Regions from separate parts of the Homo sapiens genome. Here region 2 is linked to region 1. Evidence: read pairs that join two places in POLR2A ChIA-PET (ENCODE). Cell type or tissue: Panc1. All regions are shown on one strand. Links, peaks and the distances in the headings refer to the core of each region. The heading gives the core; the rest is flanking DNA.

Region 1 (9,320 bases), core at 3,657-7,656:
GAGCCCCCGAGAGTGTGGCCCTTTGTTTTGGCAGCCCCGGGACACAACAGCAATGCCAAGCCTTGTCCCAGCCTCCAGCCCCCACCTGGGGCCTGGCCACAGACACCAGCTCCCAACACAGAAAACCACCAGGCGTCTCCACCAGCGCGGGAGGCCGTATTCAAATCCTGCCTCTCTGCGGTCCGCGGGCTGGTTCCTGCTCTGGAGGCAGAAGTGCGGGAGGATTTGCATCACCCTGCAGGGACAGCTGAGGCCCACGTGGTGCTGAGGGCATCAGGGCGCCTCCACAGGCCTGGCCGGAGGAGGGGGCTGAGGCCCGTGGGTGGGTCCTGCCTGGGGCTGGCAGTCACCAGAAGTCGTGCCGGGGTTGACTTGGGCCTCACAGGGGGGCCCTGGGCAGCCAAGACAACCAGCCTGAGCTGGGCATCTTAAAACAATGGCAATTGATTCTCTCATGGTTCTGGAGGCCACCAGTGCTGAGTCCTAAGTCAAACTGTCGGCAAGGCCAAGCCCTCGAGGGGGATCCTTCCTGCCTCTTCCAGCTTCGGGGCTCCAGGTGTCCCTTGGCTTGTGGCCACATCACCCAACCACTGCCTTCACCCCTCCCCTGTGTCTTAAAGGGTGTTTTTCCCTGCGCGTCTGTCTCTACGTCCAAATGTCCCCTTTCTCTATCAGAACCTGGGAATCAGGGCTCCCCCTGCTCCAGCATGGCCTCATCTTTACTTACATCTTAATACATCTGCAAAGGGCCTGTTTCCAAAGGTCACATTCCCAGGTCCTGGGGTTTGGGACTTGGACATACCTGTTTGGGGATGCAGTAACTGTGCTGGCTCCAGAGGCCTAATGGGGAGGGCCTTGGCCTTAGCCTCTGCCCCAAAGCCAGCCCCAGGGGTCCCAGGACACACTCCCTCTCATCTCTGAAGTTCCCCCCAACTCCTGTATCCCCTCCTGGGGTCACAGGTGGGCCCCTCTCTAGGAAATGAAGGTTTTTACAGAACGGTCCATTGTCTTCTCACAAAGGGCTTCTGTGGTGGACACAGCCCAGAGCGCCTGGGTACAAGGTGGGCACAGGAGAACCAAGGGACAGCCCTGTGGGATCAGGAGCTGCCAGGTAGCCCCAGGTCGGACAGGGTAGGGTGGCTGGGGGCCCACGGAGACCTCTGCCCAGCGGCCTGTGACCCGACGCGTGGTTCCAGGAGGGCAGACAGAGGAGCAGGTGCCCTCGGCCTGCCAGGGCTTGTCCTCAAGCACCAGCTTCCAATATTGAGTTTTCAGAGGAGCAATCGGAGGGAGGTGGGACCAAGCCAGACCGAGGTCAGCCAGGCTGGGGCTGGGCAGCTGACAGATGAGGCTGTGGGCAGGGGCGGAGCCAGGGCGCTGAGGGGCCAGTGCCGATCCTTGGATCCCTGCCACATAGAGAGGGGCTGAGATGCCCGACCTCACCGGGCAGCTGGGAGACATGAGCCCCATGAGGGTTGAGGGAATAGGGCTGAGGCGCACGCGGCCTCTTCTACCCCCGCTTGCTGATGTGGGAGCGCCACGGGAATAGCTCTGCTGCTGATGCTGTGTGGGCCGGGGCAAGGCCTCCTCTCTCTGTGTGTCCTGGGCCTCCTGGACCTCCTGGGCAAGGAAGGTGGTCTCTCGTCCACACCGCCTCCTGCACTTGAGCTGAGGGCACCTGTCTCACCTTTTCACCTCTACCCAGGTGCACCCAGGGTCTCCACATCCCTGTCCTGGGAGCGGGTGGGCTGTGTGGCCAGGGGACTGCAAGGCCTCTGCTGAGTCTTTCGGAGTTTCCAGGTCATCCCCACAAAAGGCCTCTGGAGAAATGTCTGCAGGTGTGGCCAACCTGAGGTGCCCTGAGTGGGGTGAGTAGAGGAACCAGGCGCTGACAGCGGAGCCCCACACATCCCATCCTCACCTGGGAAGGAGCTTGGTTGGGGCGGTGCTACAGCGAGTGTCGGAGCTGCAGGGGGTCGCTGGGCAGGGCCTGGCTGGAGAGAAGGTCCCTGGGGCAGAGATGCCTGGGGGCAGTCCCCAGGTCTCCTTGTGCATGTTGGCTGGAGAGGGGCTTCCCAGGGGAAAGCAGAGCCAGCCCCCTGAGGGGAGGGAGGTGGGGATGGGCCTTCTCAGCCCTCAAGGGCCAGGGTATCCCTGCAGCTCTAGAGGCCACCATGCAGGATGTCCAAGGCCCCCGTCCCGGAAGCCCCGGGGATGCTGAAGACCGGCGGGAGCTGGGCTTGCACAGGGGCGAGGTCAACTTTGGAGGGTCTGGGAAGAAGCGAGGCAAGGTAAGGGCAGGCCCCAGGCCTCAGGTGATGTCCGCCTTGACCTGGAACCCATGAGGCCCCATTTCCTTCCCTGGAAGCTGAGTGCCAGGGTCCTCCTCACCCCTGGGGTCTGCTCCCCTGGGGCCATATTCAGAGCCCCCAGACAGGCAGAGTTCCAGAGCTGGAAGGAGTGGCTCTGGCCGGCCTCCTACCTCCCTGCAATAACCGGGACCCCTGAAGTCCCCCCGAGAGATTTGGAGGTGCAAGGTCAAGTGCATCCAGGGCCCCACCTCTGTCCAGCGCCCTCGGCTCACTGAGGGGGATGCCAGCCCAGAGAGGGGTCAGGACTGCCCAGGTCACACAGCAGGTCAAGGGAGGACTGGCCCTGTCCCAGAAGGGATATTGGGGGCCACTCTCCTCCTGCTACCTGCCCCCAATGCCCAGCACCTCCCCGGTACCCCCTGTGTCCAGCCCCCTTGATGCCCAGCACCTCCCAGTGCCCAGTGTCCCCCCATGCTCAGCACCTCCCCAGTGCCCCCTTGTGTCCAGCCCCCCCCAATGCCCAGCAGCTCCCATGCCCCGTGCCCCGAAAGCCCTGAGCTGCAGACCTGCCTTGCAGTTTGTACGGGTGCCGAGCGGAGTGGCCCCGTCTGTGCTCTTTGACCTGCTGCTTGCTGAGTGGCACCTGCCGGCCCCCAACCTGGTGGTGTCCCTGGTGGGTGAGGAGCAGCCTTTCGCCATGAAGTCCTGGCTGCGGGATGTGCTGCGCAAGGGGCTGGTGAAGGCGGCTCAGAGCACAGGTGAGGCCCCACCCGGCACAGGCAGCGCTCCCACCCCACAGGGCAGCCCGACCCCCTGACTGTCCCCGCAACCCGGCACAGGCAGTGCTCCCACCCCACAGGGCAGCCAGACCCCCTGACTGTCCCCCCACCCGGCACAGGCAATGCTCCCACCCCACACGGCAGCCAGACCCCCTGACTCTCCAGGCCATCACGAGAACATTTCCCGAAACTCTCAGCCCGTCCTCTGCAGTACCCACAGGTGCAGCAGTGCCTACGTACTGGACCAGGACCTCCCCCAGCTGGGCCTGGCCCTTCCTTAGAGCTGCCCCCTCCACTAGCAGGGCCCATGGGCCGCCATGAGATGTCCCTGCTCCCACTCACCTGGGACCAGAGCACCCGGGTGTATACAGGGTGGGACCCCTTGGGGAAGCAGTCGGGCCGCCAGCTGCAGGGGCCAGAGTCCAATGGCTGGGCTGTTTTTTGAGGCAGCTTGGCCTATACAACACCCAGGAGAAAAGGACTTGAGGTTTCAGGATCCCTCACTAAATGACTGTGGCAAACCCAAAGAGATCTTCCAGCCAGACAAGGGCCGAGGGCTTTGTCATTTGGGAAAACATCCTGGGATTCTCACCCAGCAGAGGCAGCTGGACAGAGTTGTGTCGGATGTGTCCCGGAGGGAGCACGGTGGGGGGACTGGACCCCAGTTTGTGCGCTCCAGGTGGGGTGGGGGTGCCACTTCACAGGTTCTGGGCCCAGCCAGTTCTGCTGCTGAGCAGCCTTGGGTGGGTGCCTTGCCCTCTCTGGGCCTCGGCTTCCCCACCCCACCGTGAGGCATTCCCCAGCACCCACCCCTGGCTCCCAGGTAACTGGCTGCTGATTGGGCCTAGGGGTTAGGGCGTGGGGCCAGCTAGGGAAGACCTGGGGCGTGCGGCACAACGAGGCCCTCTTCCATCCCCACAGGAGCCTGGATCCTGACCAGTGCCCTCCGCGTGGGCCTGGCCAGGCATGTCGGGCAGGCCGTGCGCGACCACTCGCTGGCCAGCACGTCCACCAAGGTCCGTGTGGTTGCTGTCGGCATGGCCTCGCTGGGCCGCGTCCTGCACCGCCGCATTCTGGAGGAGGCCCAGGTGCACGTCCAGCTCCCAGCACCACGACCGCTGGGGGCCTGGAGGCAGGGGCTCAGAAGGGTTTGGGCAGCGGGCAGAGCTCTGGGAGGACAGGACTCGAGCTGGAGGAAGAGCAGGGAGCGGGCAGAGCCAGCACACGGCCGGCAGGTGGCAGTACCGCATAGGGAACGGCCAGCGTAGACTGTGGCGCGGGCCCTCACCCCCTCCTGTACCACACGGGCCCAGGCCCCGAGCCCTTTCCAAGCCTGGGCAAGCAGCTTCCGTCCCCCATGCTGGGGTCTGTCTAAGGCACTACCGAGGGAGGCCCGGGCAGCCCCTGGTGGATGTTTGGACGCCAGCCCTAGAGTCGGGAAGGAGGTGCTCCCGGCAGCCTGGGCTGTCTCCATGGTTCTGTCTAAAAGAACCCGCTCCCCACCGCCCCTGCCCCTGACTGTCGAAGGAGGGTCCCCGGGCCCCAGCTGTTCGTCCCTCCTTTTGTCTGAAGGGTGGGGAAACCAAGGCTCGGGCAGAAGCCTTGTGCGGGGCCCCATGGCGTGGTGTGCACGGCCTGGCAGGGAGGATCCCGCAGCGGGACCAGCCCAAGCTGCCTCTCGAGGGCTCAGCCTCGTCTCCCTGCATGGGCGCAGGAGGATTTTCCTGTCCACTACCCTGAGGATGACGGCGGCAGCCAGGGCCCCCTCTGTTCACTGGACAGCAACCTCTCCCACTTCATCCTGGTGGAGCCAGGCCCCCCGGGGAAGGGCGATGGGCTGACGGAGCTGCGGCTGAGGCTGGAGAAGCACATCTCGGAGCAGAGGGCGGGCTACGGGGGTGAGACCCGCCCCAGCCACCCAGGGAAGCCTTGGGACCCAGTGGGGATCCAGGGACCCGCCTGTGGGAGAGTGGGGGTGACCGCCAGGGAGAAGGGGGAGGGCTTCCCAGGCAGAACGCACCCCGCATGCCTGAGCACCGAGACCTGGGCCGTGGGGGCCTGGGCCGTGGGGGCCTGGGAGGAGGAGCTGTCTGGGCAGAGTGGTGAAGGAGGCACAGCTGGACAGAGTGGCTCTGACTGGACAGTGACATTCCCACCAGAGCAGGTGCAGTTCTGTTTTCACTGGGCCTTGCCGTGGTCAGAGGCTCCGGGACTCTAAGAGGCAAAATGAGATCGTGAGTTGAAAGAGGGCTACTTCCCGCCGCCAGGCGTGAGGTATGCTGCCGCCAGAGGGCAGCGTCACCCGAGAAATGGGCACCTCTGGCCAGTCGCACGTTCAAAAGCTGGACTTACTAAGAAAACGCTAGTGTGTAAATAATATTCATAAACAAAGCATATAATTATTTATAACATCTATGAACAATATACAATATTTAGAAACAGAATTGTAATTTCTTGGCAAGGCCAACTGAGCCCTCTGTTTTTTTTTTTTTTTTTTGAGGCAGAATCTCACTCTGTCCCCCATCCCCCAGGCTGGAGTGCAGGAGTGCAATCTCGGCTCACTGCAGCCTCCACCTCCCAGGTTCCAACAATTCTCCTGCCTCAGCCTCCCGGGTAGCTGGGATTATAGGCATGTGCCACCATGCCCGGCTCTTTTTTTTTTTTTTTTTTTCCCAGTAGAGACGGGGTTGCACCATGTTGGCCAGGCTGGTCTTGAACTCCTGATCTCAGGTGATCTGCCTGCTTTGGCCTCCCAAAGTGCTGGGATTACAGGCATGAGCCACTGTGCCCGGTCAACTGAGCACTCTTTAGAATTGAAAACACAAAGTCTCGTCAAACTCTAGGGACACAGGCGGAGGGTCTGGCTCTGCTCTGCGGAAGCCCTGCTGGCCCGGGCACCGTTTGGCCAGGCCTGATTTATCCTCCAGATTCAATCAGGAGGCACCTTTCAAAGTCAGGGGCCCGCCTGCGAGCCCAGTTCCCTGTGGGTGATTCTAAGGCACCTCCAGGCAGTTCACTCCCTCACAGAAGACAGGGGCAGGTCCAGGCCTCTCTGGGGGCTTCACATATAGACATCTCATTTCCAGCTTCTGTTTGGGGGAGAAACCTGAAGACTCCCTCCTGTACCTCTTCAGTTTGCTGAGTGGTCAGGCGCAGCCCACCCAGCAGAGCTCCCTCGATGGTCGAGATGCTGCCTCTGCCATGCTCAGCATGAGCGCGTGCAGTGTGGCAGTGCACCTGTAGGGCTGGGTGCTCCGTTTCTTCCACGTCACTTTGTGTTTTAACAGCCATATGCCAGCTGTTGCCACAAAGTGCGCGTGCTGGGTAGTGTAGGTTAGCATTGGAGCCCTCGGCCCTCATATGGCAGGGGCTGTAATAAGCAGCCTGTGTCACGTGGCCCAGACGAAGCCCACACTTTATTCGGAAGAGCCAGCTTTTGGCCAGAAAATGTGGTGGCCTGAGAGCCTGAGATCCGGGTGGTCACCCCAGGCGGAGGGTCCTCAGGCCTCACGGGTGCCCTGTCCACAGGCACTGGCAGCATCGAGATCCCTGTCCTCTGCTTGCTGGTCAATGGTGATCCCAACACCTTGGAGGTAGGGGCCTGGCTGAGGCCCCCTGGCTGGCCGAAGCCTTGTGGAGGGGTGCGGTGGGTTCTGGGCACCCCTGGGACAGGGCTGAAGGGATGGGGGCACCCCTGACACCTGCATCCAGATGTCGTCGGGCTAATCTGGGGTCCGCTCTCCCCTCCCTCCCCGTCTCAGAGGATCTCCAGGGCCGTGGAGCAGGCTGCCCCGTGGCTGATCCTGGTAGGCTCGGGGGGCATCGCCGATGTGCTTGCTGCCCTAGTGAACCAGCCCCACCTCCTGGTGCCCAAGGTGGCCGAGAAGCAGTTTAAGGAGAAGTTCCCCAGCAAGCATTTCTCTTGGGAGGACATCGTGCGCTGGACCAAGCTGGTATGTGCTGCCCCCTCCCCTGTCCTCCCGACCCCTCCTCCGGGGGTGGGGCTGGTCCTCTGGGAGAGTTCCTGCAATGCAGCCTCCAGCCCACTCCTCCCACCTCAGGCTGCTGGGCCCCCCACCCACTCTCGCTTCAGGCCCACAGGGAGCAGAGAGACCCAGGCAGCCCCTTGGTCTGCGGGTGGTCCCAGGCCGGGCCCGGTGGGCGGTGGGCATGCAGGCTGCAAGGCTCACCTGGGGACGCTGCCTGTGCCTACGCTGGTGTCTACCACGGCCTGCCTCTGCCCCCGTCCTGGCTGAGGCGGCCCCATGGGGGCTCTGTTCTGGTGCCCAGCTGCAGAACATCACCTCACACCAGCACCTGCTCACCGTGTATGACTTCGAGCAGGAGGGCTCCGAGGAGCTGGACACGGTCATCCTGAAGGCGCTGGTGAAAGGTGAGGGCGGGCAGGGTGGGCAAGGCAGGCGCCATTGGGGGGCTTCATGCTCAGAGCCGCTTTGGGGTTTGGCAGCCTGGCCAATGTTTGTGACGCTCGGCCGCCTGCCCCTTCCCAGGAAAGATGACACATGATTCATGAAGCTGTCTGTATTTGGCAAGTTTTATGACGTGTTTTTTACCACAACTTAAAACTATACTTAAAGCTCTCAATTCAGTGGTATTTTTTTGGTGGGGGGGTTGTTTTTTGTTTGTTTTGGTTTTCGGTTTTTTGAGACGGAGTCTCGCACTGTCGCCCAGGCTGGAGTGCAGTGCTGCGATCTCGGCTCACTGCAAGCTCCACCTCCCGAGTTGAAGTGATTCTCCTGCCTCAGCCTTCCAAGTAGCTGGGATTACAGGTGCACCCCACCATGCCCGGCTAATTTTGTTTTTGTATTTTTAGTAGAGACGGGGTTTCACCGTGTTAGCCAGGATGGTCTCGATCTCCTGACCTCGTGATCCGCCTGCCTCGGCCTCCCAAAGTGCTGAGGTTACAGGCGTGAGCCACCGCACTAGCCAATTCAGTGGTTTTTAGTATATTCGTGAGGTGGGGCGACCATCACTTTTATCTAATTCCAGAAGCCTTCATCGCCCCAGAAAGAGCCCATACCCCTTGGCACTCACTCCCCATTTCCCCCAGCCCCTGGGAACCATCGATCTGCTTCCTGTCTCTATAGATTTGCTGACGGGCATTTCGTGTCCATGGTTCCCTGCAGGCAGCGGGAGGGTTTGACGGTTCCTCCGTGTTGAAGCGTATGCCATTCCATGCTTCATTCCTTTTGTAAGGCGGAGTCAGGTTCCAGCCTGTGGACAGACCGTGGTTGATGCGTCTGTTCACCCGCTGATGGAAAATTTTGATGAGCATTTGATGTGCTTTTTGCTGGAGACGAACGCGTGCTGAAGGGCTGGACGCTGGCAGGCAGACACAGCCCCAGCAGGGAGAGGCACTGCTAAGCAGGGGCTGGGGACACCTTGAGGGGACGCTCTGGGAAGGGTGTCTGGACTGCGGGTGGCTCTGGGTTTAGAAACCTCACCAGGACAAGGAGGTCAAAGAAACCTCCCCGTTTAGGAACTCCCCCGCCTCTTCTCACCAGTCTCAGTTTGGTCCCAGTGGCCTGAGAGAGGCACCGTAGTCTTACGGGGTCCATGGTTGTGGAGGCTGAGGCTGGTGAGCCTCACGTGCGAGTCTGGTGAGGACAGCGGTTTCCAGCAGGCGCACCCAGCCCAGGTGCTGCAGGCCCCCCTTGAGTGACCCTGGTGACCTCACCAAGTCATGGCCAAATGCCCTTGCCCGTGGAGGAAACGTGGCCCAGCTTGCTCCCCCGACAACATCCAGGAAGGGTGTCCTGGACCTTCAGTGCCAGGAAGTGGCCTCGAGGCCCAGGTGTTAGCTGGGGTACCCCCGTTGCAGCCGAGGAAGTTGCCTCACATGGGAGCAGACGGGCCGTCCCGACGCAGACCAGGGCAGCACGCTTTCTCCTGCGGTTTGTACAAAGTCTCGTGCCTCCTGCTGGTGCTCAGAGGTGGCGCATGTGCCCCCTCAAGTCCCAGCGTGAAGTTCCCGTTTCCGCGTCTCTAGGCAGCGCACCTTTGGGGACCCTGTGCCCCGGCTCTGTGAGGCCCTCAGCTCCACCCTCACCAGTGCCTGCCTGCTCTGCCCACAGCCTGCAAGAGCCACAGCCAGGAGCCTCAGGACTATCTGGATGAGCTCAAGCTGGCCGTGGCCTGGGACCGCGTGGACATCGCCAAGAGTGAGATCTTCAATGGGGACGTGGAGTGGAAGGTGCCTCCCAGCCCT
Region 2 (6,670 bases), core at 2,664-6,663, 110 kb after region 1:
CTCCTTGTAGCAGGTGGATCTCCCCAAAGCGGAACCTGGGTCCCTGGGCAGCCAGTCACAGTGCTTCCCAACATCAACGATGGGGCCTTCACACAATGGCCGTCAGAGTGGCCCTCCTGCCCCCAGAGGGTCCCGCAGGATAAAGCAGAGGCCAAGCTCTGCGTCCGCCTCCGCTGTGGTCTTACAAGGTTGGCCCACAGAAGTTTCCAGCACGCTACTGTTGACCCGGAAATGGGGGATGGGGCTGGGCCTGGTGGAAAAGGCTTGAGAGACCCTGTGCCAGGACCTCAGCTCCCAGAAAGCTTGGGGATTCTAGATCTTTCCCAAGAATCACCCGGCTGCCTTCTGGAAGCCCGGGCAGCTGGGCTCCGGGTAAGGCTTTTGACCAGAGAAGCCTTGGGCACCTGAGGCCAGATCTGGGTGGACGAGGCCACTGTGGGGCAGGGGGTGAAGAAGGTGGAAGGTGACGGGGCCTGGCTGGATGTGCTGCCTGCGCTCCACACCTCACCAACACCTGGACCTCATGTCTCCACCCTCCTAAGCAAGATGCTCTCCCCTGCCAAGTTACTCCTTCAAAGACAAACTGGAATCTCGCCTCCTACAGGAAGGCTTCTGTGACTGCTCCAGGAGTCGCTGGTCTCCTGGCACAGGGCGAGGCCCTCTTTGAGGTCCCTGCCCTCTGATGTCTCCTTCCTGCCTCAGAGGCCCTCAGTTCTCCCCCAAATGCCATGCTGACAGTCAAGACACATGAAGGGGGTGCTCAGCAGCTGCCCCAAAGGGCTGGGGGAGGATGGAAGCCCCAGGCCCGCTCTAGCCACTCACACCTGCCCTCCAGAAAGGAAGGGTGGCTTACGGCGGTCCTCATTGCACTGGGGCCCAGCCCCCGTGGCAGGCCCTGACAGCGGCCAACTGGGCGGGCAGTGGGCAGTGGAGGCTCTCGGTCAGCCCTGCCCAAGCCTGGAGGCCCCAACAGGAGTCAGATGGACTTTCCAGGCCAAACTTGGCTCCTGACCCTAATGCATCCCTCCCATTGATGCTAATAAAAGTCAGACCACTCTCCGTGAGTCATCCCCGACTCAGCCAGCCTTGTCCTCCCCGCAGTGCCCAGGGGCGGGCAGGCACCAAGCTGGCCACACCACTGTCGGCCAGGGCGGGGGCCTTGTTCAGCCTCAGCGTCTGTGAGTGTGAAATGGGGGTGGAGTCTGGCCTGGCCATTGTGTCCTCGTGGGTGGAGGTCCTGGTGAGGACTGGAGGCCCAGCGGAGTGGGCCCGGGGGTTGGCTCGGACCTCCCCTCCTGCTTCCCTCCCAACTCCAATGACTGTTCCCATTGTCAGGCGCCTGCCATGGCCCAAGGAGGACAAAGGTGCCTCTGAGGCTGTGAGCAAGGTGTCATTATTACCACAGCATGGGCGAGAGTGACAACTCCTGCTAGTGGCTGAGGGGCCTGCTCTGCCTGCCCTGCCTGGCTCTGCCTGCCCTGCCTGCCCTGCCTGCCCTGCCTGGCTCTTCCTGCCCTGCCTGGCTCTGCCAAGCAGCTCTCCCCACGACTGGGGAAGCAGAGCTCAGCGAGGTAGGCCTCCTACCCCAAAGCCGGTTGTCTGGCCCTGGAGGGCCCTGGAGGCCGGGCCGGCTGCTCTCCACGGGGCCTGGGCTCCTAGGTGATGCTTCACCGTCTGTCTCCATTCCAGGCTCTGGGGGCTCTGAAGGAGCCTGGGGCCTGTGTTTCTCAGGACACCTGGGGGAAGGTGCTGCCTGACAGGTATCAACGCACTAAGCTCCGTCTTCCGGTGCCCGGGGGCTTTTCCCCATGACCAGATCTTCCCTGGTGTCTGCCTGGGCTTGGCGACCCCATCCTGTGTCTGCTGAAAGTGCTCAGGAAGGTACAGACAGGTCCTGAACGGCAGGTGGGGACCAGGAGCTGCAGGAGGCCTGTGGACCAGCCCCACAGGTACAGAGCTGGCTCTGGCCTGAGCCCACTCGGCGGCTGGAGGATCCAGGGAGGGTAGTGGCTCCAGGGTGGGGCAGACTGTGAGGACGAGGCTGCACCCCACACTGCTGTACTTAATTTGAGCATGAATTATTCCCGAAGCAGACTCGTCAGGGCACAGGGGGAGGGTTAAGGCAAAGTGGCTCTCAGCCCTCGAGGAGAACGTAATTAATAGCCCTCAAGCTCCACATTCATCCCTGAAGCCCGGTCCACGCCTCCTGCCCGCATGAGCATCCCAGGGAAGTGGCAGCCAGGACTCCCTGGGGCAAGAGTTGGGGAGGTGGAGGGGCACCCCACTTTCAGCTCTGGGCCCGGGTCTGTGGCCACAGGGCACCACCAAGGGCATGTGGCTGGTCCCTTCCCTCCTCTGTCCTCTGCCTTCCCATCCGCAGGGGCACCACATGAGTCACCCTGACCCTGTGTTCAGGACACCTCAGTGGCCCTGTGGGGAGGGACAGGGGGAATGGGTGAATGGGCCGGGCTGGGCTCTGGGCCCCCGGCTCTCACCTCGACGTTTCCGGTGCCAACAGCTTGGGGCCTTTGGCCTTTGCCACTGTCTAGGCTGCCAGCAGGACTTTGTTGGACAGGGAGCCCAAGGTTGAAGCCCATTCGGCTCTGGTGGGCCCTGAGGGTGGAGGGCAGGAGACGGGATGTGCAGCCGCCCCTCCTGCTCAGGGCCCGGGCCCTGGCACCAAAGCCACTCCATCCACACCCAGGACAGCTTCGAGCAAGTCCCACGTCCTGGAGGACCAGCCTGGGCAACGGGGCACGGCAGGAGGCACGCAGGTGAGGAGGAAGAGTCTTTGCACACACCTGGCCATTCCCACCCATGCAGCCCCTGGATCTTGGTGCTCCCTTCACAGAAAAGGAAACTGAGGCCCAGGAAGTTAAAGTGGCTTGCCCAAGGGCGGCCCAAGGACACTGACTTCATATTCAGAGCTCCTTCACCCAGGCCACCTCCATGGCCACCAGGCCTGACACAGATGATGCCAGAAGTCAAGACCCACTGGGAGGGGCAGATGGGGACCAGAGGCCCAGGAGGAAGCCCCAGTCCCCTGCCTGGGGTCAGGCAAGGCCCTGAGAACTGACCCCTGAAGGGCAGCTGGGCGCACGGGCCAGACAAGGACCATGTGTGTGGGGGATGCTGCCTGGGGCTGGGACAGGCCATAGGTGAGCCCGGCTGGGGCATCTATCTTCTTGCACCCCCTTCCCTTCCTGGAGAGCAGGCCCCAGCTGCGTTCTGTCCTGTGGCCCCTGTATGGCCCCCTCCCCTCCAGAATTGTGGCTCCACGATCAGAGCCATAAACACACAGAAGCATGGGGCATGGGCCGCAGCTGCCCCAGACGAGCCCGGGGAACCCTGGCAGCTGTCTTGACCTCGGCCACCCACACTGTGACCCAGACCTCAAATGAGCCAGACCACCCCTCAGTGGACAGGAAACGTGAGGCCGAAACACGGACCTGGCCCAGCTCACCACCCTGGTAAGACTCCTGTGCCAGTCCTCAAAGCCACAGCCCTCTTCTGGGGGCTCAGCCCCTCTGGGATCCTTCTGGGCCTGATAAAATGGTGTTTCTCCCACCTGGTTCAGGCGGTTCCTCCCAAATGATGCCAGGGGTGGGTGGGCACTTTGGGGCCAAGAGCCTTTGTCGTAAGCCTGGAGCCCCCATCCAGCCCCGGCACTGCCAGGGTAACCTTGAGCTCCCCCCACCCCCAGAGGGCCTGAGTCCCCCCATTTGCAAACCACGGTGGGGACCACCACACTCAGGCTGCCAGCACAGCTCAAGAAACTGCACAGCAGGCCCCCTGCAGAGCTCAGCCAGAGGACCTGCCTGCTACCAGCCTCGGTATCTCTCATGGCCAAGCCTGTGTTTGAGGGCCCTGGGCAACCAGGCACTTGAATACACGAGGCCACTAGGACTCCAGCTAGGGCTCCAAGAAATCACCTCTTGTGACCTGCCAGGCTCTCCTGCCCCACTCCATGACCCTGCCCGTGGCTGTCCCTGGTGCCGCCCGGCTGCCCTGGGGGCTCTCACCAGGTCTGGCTCTCAAGGGGAAGGTGGGGCTGGCTCTGCTACCGAGCTCTCATTCTCTGCTGGGCCAGGGAGGCCTCCTTCCTCTCCAAGCTGCTGGCCTTTCCACGGGGACGCCCTTGGCCCCTGCCCACGGTCAGCTAGGCCGGACCCTCCTCCAGGCAGGTCAGCATCCAGGACGGAAGGATGGGTGCTGTTCCGTGGAGGGGGTGGAGGCTGCGACACCCCAGTCCGCGGGTCTCCAGGTCCCTTCCCCACTGGTACCGTCTGCCCCACCAGGCCATCAGGAGCGCTGGCCCTCAGGTCTCATTTTCTGGAACACTCTGCTCCTTCTAGTCAACCCCTAAGGCCAAGCCAGTGGCTTTCCTTCTTCTTCCTCCTCATTCCCTCCCTCAAACCCGAGGGGCATCAGCTCAGGAGGGGGTGGGCTGAGGGGCTTTAAGAAAATGAGACTGGGGCGAAGGCAGGGGTACAGCATAGGTCCCTCCCCACCAGGGAGCTGCTGGCCCTCACCCACCTCCAGCGCTTGGCCTCCCTGAAGCCTCAGGCAGAGGGAACCCAGGCTGCGGTCTCCCCCACCCCACCCGGTCAGCACAAGCCTGGAAGCTGGGGCTGCTCCTCCCAGGACTGCTCCCCAGTCCCCAGGTGCCCACTGGCTTACTGGGGGACCCTCCACTGCAGGGTAGGGGCAGCTGGTGCTCACCTGGGTGGGGCTGTGGAGTCTCCAGAACACCACCTGCACCTGTGCGCAGAACGCCAGGGAGAAGCACAGGAAGCCCTGGGGGCAGAGCGGGGCTGGTCACTGTTGAGGGCTGGTCACTGCGGGGGGCTGGTCGCTGCTGGGGGGGGCCGGTCACTGTGGGCGGGCCAGTCACTGTGGGGGGCCGGTCACTATGGGGGGCTGGTCACTGTTGGGGGCTGGTCATTGCGGGGGGCTGGTCACTGCGGGGGGCCGGTCACTATGGGGGGCTGGTCACTGTTGGGGGCTGGTCATTGCGGGGGGCTGGTCACTGTGGGGGGCCGGTCACTATGGGGGGCTGGTCACTGTTGGGGGCTGGTCATTGCGGGGGGCTGGTCACTGCGGGGGGCCGGTCACTGTGGGGGGGTGGTCACTGCGGGGGTGGGGGCAGTCACTGCGGGGCCTGGTGGGGCCTGGCAGGCCTGGGCAGGGCAGTGCCCTCAGGCTGCGCCCCCAGCAGGATGCTTGGTCGAGGTGTGGGTCTGAGTCCCGCTCCCCACTGCCTGAGAGGGAGACTTGGCCTGGGGAGAGCGTGGGCGCTGGGTGCGTGGGTTCCATAGCACCTTCCCATCCCCTTCCCCTGCGCTTTTTGGGAATTCATCCCTTGTTCTCCCATTTTGGCCCCCAGGGGCCTGTTGATGGCAACACTGCACCCCTGCCCAGCAGGGGCAGGGCACCCCTGAGAAGATGGAGACCTCTGCCCACTGGGGCTGCTTCCTGAGGGGCATGGACCTGGACAGGGCCGGGCAGAGTCTCCCCTGAGCCTGAGCCTCTCCAGGGCCGGGGCTGTAGGATCTTCTGTTTTGCCTTCTTTTCTGAAACAAGGCACCAGCTAGCCCAGTGCTGGTGAGGCTTGGGACAGGTGTGGTGCCTGCTCAGGATGCTGTGGCCTCTCTCTTTGCAGTTGAGCCCACCTCCCTCACCTCACTTTCTCTCCATACTCTGCCTGGGTCTCCATGGCCCGGCCAACCACTGTCCCCTCTCTCTCACTGATGCCCGTGCCCCTAGTCGTGGAGTGGGGCGTTCTCTGGTGGAAACGTCTGCGCACCCGCCCCCGGCACTTGCCCGTTGTTCTCTCGGTCAAGGCTTCCAGGCTTTTGAGAGCCCCCTTGCGGAAGCTAAGGAACACGAGAGACCCCTCCTCTGAGAGCATACAGATGCCCCCGATACAGTTTTATGGATGGTGGCAGAGGTCACCCAGGCTAAGAACCCTGGGGATGTCCTCCCACTCAGGGTCTGGGCAGCCGCCTTTGCCTTCATGCTGGTGCCCTGAGGACCTGGAGTACCTGACGGTGAGTCTAGCCACCGACCGGGCAGCTCCCCCAGGAGTCCTGAGGCCCCGGTGAAACGCCAGCCCCCTCAGGCAGCACTGTGCCCGCCTGGGTGGTCCACAGGCTGGAGCAGGTTGGGTCTGGGCCCTTCAAACCCTGGGGCCCCATTCAGGGTGATGCCAGGAGCATGGGTGCCCGTGGGATAGACGGAGACCCACACATGCTGGCAGGTGGGCAGCGACAACGCTGGCATGCCAGGGGAAGCTGGGCCAGAGGGGCGTGGAAAGAGCTGGGGAGCCCTGCTGGCCCCCAAGCACAGGCGTGAGCATGGGGCCTCCAGCCCTGCAGGGACAGGGCGCTGGCGGCTCCTCATGGCCCTCCTGCCTGCCCTGGAGGCTGCAAGGCCTGATGGGGGATGGCCTGGGAGCTGCCTCCTCCTCCTCTCTTCTCTCTCCTCCTCCTTCCTCCTCTTCCTCCTCCTCCCTCCACCCTCCCCCTCTTTCTTCTCCTCACCTTCTTTCCTCTTTTCTCTTTCCTCCTCCTTCTCCCTCCTCCTTCTCCTCCTTCCCCCTCCTCCATCTCCTCCTCCCTTGTCCTCCCTCCTTCTCCCTCCTCTTCCCTTCTCCCCCTCCCTCCTTCTT

The links. ChIA-PET counts read pairs that join two places held together with the same protein. Peaks named below come from ENCODE experiments on the same cell type or tissue, not always from the same donor. Only the 100,000 strongest peaks of a DNase experiment are listed, where the experiment ranks them.
Region 2: POLR2A ChIA-PET joins it to region 1 with 5 read pairs; 24 of 35 experiments call an interaction of 5 or more read pairs at or near these places.

What each region holds. Positions count from the first base shown.
Region 1 is chr11:2,415,891-2,425,210 of GRCh38, reverse strand. It overlaps TRPM5 (transient receptor potential cation channel subfamily M member 5), which reads left to right. Exons shown (of 29, transcript NM_014555.4): 5 at 1,706-1,868; 6 at 2,161-2,291; 7 at 2,890-3,070; 8 at 4,013-4,179; 9 at 4,806-4,989; 10 at 6,620-6,684; 11 at 6,853-7,044; 12 at 7,382-7,484; 13 at 9,187-9,305. The coding sequence starts at 2,175. Among named protein-coding and RNA genes, the nearest start is that of TSSC4, 20 kb to the right of the region's middle. In Panc1, for the core only: CTCF peaks have their summits at 4,040, 4,328 (motif pointing right) and 5,390 (motif pointing right); DNase peaks (open chromatin) are centred at 4,297 and 5,380; H3K4me3 peaks cover 1,178 bases; H3K27ac peaks cover 822 bases.
Region 2 is chr11:2,306,863-2,313,532 of GRCh38, reverse strand. TSPAN32 (tetraspanin 32) reads right to left here. Exons shown (of 10, transcript NM_139022.3): 4 at 4,723-4,797. It overlaps LOC124902612 (a long non-coding RNA gene), which reads left to right. Exons shown (of 2, transcript XR_007062552.1): 2 at 1-1,068. Among named protein-coding and RNA genes, the nearest start is that of TSPAN32, 8.2 kb to the right of the region's middle. RefSeq lists an enhancer at 370-975. In Panc1, for the core only: no CTCF peak of the experiment used is centred there; no DNase peak of the experiment used is centred there.